Linked DNA regions of Homo sapiens: region 1 is linked to region 2. Evidence: read pairs that join two places in POLR2A ChIA-PET (ENCODE). Cell type or tissue: GM12878. All regions are shown on one strand.

Region 1 (2,500 bases), 99 kb before region 2:
TGTGTGGCCTTGCTCTGGAGAGGGTGTGGGACTCCCGAGAACTGGCCCATGGTCACACAGTGGAAATGTGGGAGGGGAACTTGCCTCGCTCCAAGCCGAGTGCTCCCCACTCACCACTGGCCAAAGCCTCCTTGTGAACAGGCCTTTCCTCCCGGCTGCGGCCCACGGTGTGTATTAGAGTGGCCAGGCCATACCTGTGGGGCCCTTTGAGTCTTTCTGGGGCTTCGTCTTGCTGCTCTGAGCCTGCTCAGAAAGCAGCTGCCCTTGTGGCCTGCATCTCCCCAGCAGAGCCTCATGGGCTGGTTTCTGTAGGCCCATCCTCTGGATGGCCCCTGGGAGTGCTCCCACAGCCATTTTTAGGGTTCGGTGGGGTGGATCTGAGATTCGTGTCAGAGATCCCGTGGAGCCGTGGAGCGTCAAGAATCACTCTCACAAGGGAGCTCCAGACTCCAGACCCCGCTCCGCATCCCCCCACCCCTCCAGGCCCTTGAGTGCTGGGTGCCCCACCCTGTTAATTGCTCATGATGTTCCAGGGCACACCTGTGGCAGAGGCCACCTGCAGACTCAGCTGCCCCAGAGGGTGAATCGGGACCCACAGGCCAAAGGCCCTCCCAGACAGCTTCAGGGAGATGTCTTCGTTCCAAACCTCTCTCGCCGTCAGAATCTTCACTGATACTTAGGCCCCCACCACTGGGCCTGTTCTTCCTCTCTGACTTGCTCATTGTCCTGCTTATTTTAAGTCTGTCTTGTTTTTAAGTAGTTGGTTCTATGAAGGTAGAGATTTTGGCAGCTTTATTTACTGCTGAAACCCCAGTGCCTATACCAGTGCACATAGGAGCTCAAAAAAGAATCTGTTAGTGGCTGGGTGTGATGGCTTACACCTGTAATCCCAGCACTTTGGGAGGCTGAGGCGGGCAGATTGCTTGAGGTCAGGAGTTCAAGACCAGCCTGGGCAACATGGTGAATACCTATCTCTACTAAAAATACAAAAATTAGCAGGGCATGGTGGCAGGTGCTTGTTATCCCAGCTACTTGGGACGCTGAGGCAGGAGAATTGCTTGAGCTCGGGAGGTGGAGATTGCAGTGAGCCAAGATTGCACCATTGCACTCCAGCCTGGGTGACAGAGCTGGACTCTGTCTCAAAAAAAAAAAGTATGTTAGTGGATCAATAACTGCCTGGTGGTTTTTGGAAGCCTTTTTCATGTCCCTATGGCTCAGCCAAAGCCACTTGTGACTCTGGAATGCTCTGGGCCAGGAAGGAAACCCCAGGGGTGGGGGAGATGGGGAGAGAGTTAGGTGGTAAGTCCCAGGTTCCGGAGGGGCTTGTGGGCAAGTCCTGAGCATCTGCCCTGGCCAGGCCTGTGCTGGGTGCTGGTCCTTGCCGGCATGTACACCTGCAGGAGGTGAAGGCAAACCAGCTCTCAGATGCACTGGAAATGCTGCAAGGTGTGACTAGAGCCAGGAAACCTGCAAACAGGAGAGAACTATGGCGCAGTGGCTGCAGCCACTTTAGCACTCTGTGGTCAGAGAAGGCCTCTCTAAGGAGGCGACATTCAGCAAGAGGGGCCTAGAGCTCTCTCCAGGAGCTAAAGGACCCACAGGGTGGACGGTGTCCACTTTGTAGAGGCCACACACCCTGGCCTCTACCATAAGCCTTATAAGCCTCTGCCATAAGCCCTGGGTTCCATGTGGATTGGAGGGCAGGCAGCTCTGGGCAGAACTGAGGCCGGTTTCCACCTTAGACAGGGTGGTTCAAGGAGGTGTCGGGGTGTCCTTCTAGAGCCTTGTTTCCTGACAGTGTGACCTTCCTCCCATCCGAGGGAGGCTGCAGTTATGCCCTCGGGGCCAGGGATAGGAAGACAAAATGCTCCCCGTGGGTCTGGTTCAGTCCAGCCTTTGTGTTCTGGAAATGAGCCGCTCTGGGCTGTGGGGTGGTGGGGTGGATGGGGTGGTAGTGGGTGGGTCAGCTGACCTTTCTCAAGAATCAGGTTAGGTCTCAGGTGCCCAAGGGAGCCGAGGGAAGCCGCGCCTGACCTGTGTGCTCTTTGGCAGTCATCGATCTTCCTCCAAGTTACTTGTTTGCCAAACTTGCCCAACAAAAGAGACACCAGGGGATGGGCGTGGTGGCTCACGCCTATAATCCCAGCACTTTGGGAGGCTGAGGCGGGCGGATCACCTGAGGTCAGGAGTTCAAGACCAGCTTGGCCAACATGGTGAAACCCAGTCTCTACTAAAAATACAAAAAATCAGCTGGGTGTGGTGACTGGCACCTGTAATCCCAGCTGCTCGGGAGGCTGAGGCAGGAGAAACGCTTGAACCCGGGAGGTGGATGTTGCAGTGAGCCGAGATCGCGCCACTGTACTCCAGCCTGGGTGACATGAGTGAAACTCTGTCTCAAAAAAAAAAAAAAAAAACCCCACAAAAATTAGCCAGGCGTGGTGGTGGGTGCCTGTAATCCCAGCTACTACTCGGCAGGCTGAGGTGGGAGAATCGCTTGAAC
Region 2 (2,500 bases):
GGTGGAGGGAGCCCATGCCACCCCTGGTCGAGCGTCACTGCATTTTGTAAGAGATGGGTCCAGCAGCTCTGAGAGCTCAGGTGGGCCAGTCAAGTTGTTTCTGATTTTTGTGTGGACACTGAGGCCCCACTGGGTGCAGTTTCTGGGTTTTAGTGTTTGGAATCACACACCAAGAGGACTAACATCTTGTCACTTCTTTTCTTCAGTAATATTAGTACCTGCGGCAGAAAGGACACCCTGTTTTCTGTTTCCTCCTGGTTTGTGTGAGTGGCATGACTTCCCAACGTGTTTCTGTGCTGCCTGTGCAGGCTGTGTGCCCGTGATAAAGCCCACTGTGTCTGCCTTTGTCTTCATGTAATAAATCCCATTGCCACCTCACCAGCCAAGAGCACAGCCGGCCGGGTAAACCACGCGCTGGGCCTCTGCTGACCTCGGCCCTCTGGGATGGACAGAGTGAGGCATGAGGATATCCTCTGAGCCCCTCCCTATAGGTCCCTGCCCCAGGCCTCCCACGCCTCCTGGCAGCCAGCCCTGGATCTGGCCCTGGCCCCTACCCGTTTGTCTCTCCACTGATCTGTGAGATCATTCATCAGTAACTATTATGTTCATTCAGCAAGTCTTAGTGAGAACTTACTGTCTGCCAGAGTTCTCCTAAAAGACATTACAGATGCAACAATGAATAAGACCTGGTGGACGCAGCCCCTGCCCTGCTGGAGCTGTATCTGAGTGTGAGTGCATCGGATGATGGGAACAAAACATAGGTAAATAGAGGACAAGGTAACACAGCCCCAGTGATGGCGAGTACTAGGAAGAAACACACCGAGGCCTGGGAGAACAGGGAGGTCCTTGTTACTGATCCTCTGAAGAGCTGACATTGAGTTGAGGCCTAAAGGGCAGGACACTCAGGAGGGGAGCAGGCAAGGGAGCAGCACCTGACCAGGCCCTTCAGTGAAACAGGATGGAGGCATAAGGACCCGCAGTAGCTGGGTGCAGCTGGAGCACGGTGGATAGGGCTGTCTGCAGTGGGCTGGCAGGAGCCAGGCTGAGCCTGGGCCTGGTGGCCTCCTGGGAGCGCTGGGTAGCTCTTTGAGGACACAAAATATCGTGCCAGCTCCCCTCTTTGATGGCCCCAAGTTGAGCCACAGACAACGTGCCATTTTCTAGTCCCCAAGCTCTCTGAGGAGGAAGGGGCCCTGCCCATTGCAGCAGTCAGAGGTCAGGGAGGAGCTCCTGGGGCGGCAGGACGACTCCCACTTCTGAGCATGCCCGCAGCCACTGAAGAGGATGGCTGACATGTGGAACAGAGGCCAGTGTCATCCACGGGGTAGATGTCGTAGCCAGGTCACCCCTGGCAGCAGGATCTGTCTCTCTTATTGTGCACCTAGAGCCTGTACCAGAAACTAGAAGACTCGGGTGGCTGGATGCAGAGGTGAGGAGCCCAGGGGTCCTCTGGCCTCAGTGACCCAGTTGGCCTAGGTCAGCAGCACCACCGCAAACTGTGCCCTGATTCTGGATGACTGTTCTCTCCCTGCAGACACTAGTTTGTAAGCCCTGCTGGCTGTGAGTCACATTTGCAAACCCAGCAATGCATCACACGGACAAGGCAGGGGAGCCCATGGGCTGCCAGGAGGCATTGGCTTATTCTGGGAACTGAAAGTCAGACTCGGCCGGGCGACTGTGGGCCAGGGTGGGGTGGGTGGGGCTCCAGCAGGCATGTCACCTTTGGCCTTGATGTAGGGAAGCTGCTCTTCTGTGTATTATTGTATACAGGGGAGGGGCAGCTGCATAGGCCCACCTGAGCAGGTGCGTGGGAATGCATGTAGGGGTTCAGACAGGTGCTTAGGGGGCGTGGGGCTGCTGCTGAGGTGGGTGGAACCCAGCTCCGTGTGACCTTGGGCAGGCAGCCCCTTTCTTGCCCTCCTGTTGTTCAGCTGGTAGCTGTGACAGTGGGCCAGATGACCGACCCCTTCCAGCTCCATCTGCGTGGAAATCCCAGCTGTCCCTTCATCCTGCGGGATCCTTCCCTGGTCGCCTAGAGGACCTGACTAGTGTGATGGTGCTGTGACACAGCATGTGGCATTTGTCAGGGGAATAGCTCTGGCTGGGCACCTTGCCTGCCTCCCGCTGACAGAAGGTGGAGAAAGCTCATAAAAGTTTGGTGTGAAATCTGGGGACAGAGGGGAGGTATTGTTTTCAGTGGCAGGCCTGGAAAAAGGGGGAGTTTGCTGTCTCCAAATAATAGTGTTCTCTTTCCTTCCAGCCCTCTCCTCTGTAGCAGTCAGGGTTATTTTTTGGCCTGAACACCATTGTTTTGCATGGGTCTTCCTGCTGGCTCTTGAACAACAGTTTCCCCCCCAGAGAGCCTGTGGTTTCTCCCAGCCGTGGCTCACACCACATGCCAGGCGGCTAAGTGAGGAGCATGACACTGTAATGCCTCAGTAGCCCCCATGGGAGGATGACCCGAAGTGACCATTGTGGGTAGCACCCACCTTCAGGATGG

Evidence for each region. Peaks named below come from ENCODE experiments on the same cell type or tissue, not always from the same donor. Only the 100,000 strongest peaks of a DNase experiment are listed, where the experiment ranks them.
Region 1: POLR2A ChIA-PET joins it to region 2 with 5 read pairs; 3 of 35 experiments call an interaction of 5 or more read pairs at or near these places.

Annotation. Positions count from the first base shown.
Region 1 is chr14:93,105,617-93,108,116 of GRCh38, reverse strand. All of the region lies in intron 2 of ITPK1 (inositol-tetrakisphosphate 1-kinase), which reads left to right. Among named protein-coding and RNA genes, the nearest start is that of ITPK1, 9.1 kb to the left of the region's middle. In GM12878, no CTCF peak of the experiment used is centred here; no DNase peak of the experiment used is centred here; H3K27ac peaks cover 679 bases.
Region 2 is chr14:93,006,543-93,009,042 of GRCh38, reverse strand. The region is part of intron 4 of ITPK1 (inositol-tetrakisphosphate 1-kinase); the gene reads left to right. Among named protein-coding and RNA genes, the nearest start is that of ITPK1-AS1, 60 kb to the left of the region's middle. RefSeq lists a silencer at 305-599 and an enhancer at 1,550-2,461. In GM12878, no CTCF peak of the experiment used is centred here; a DNase peak (open chromatin) is centred at 1,552.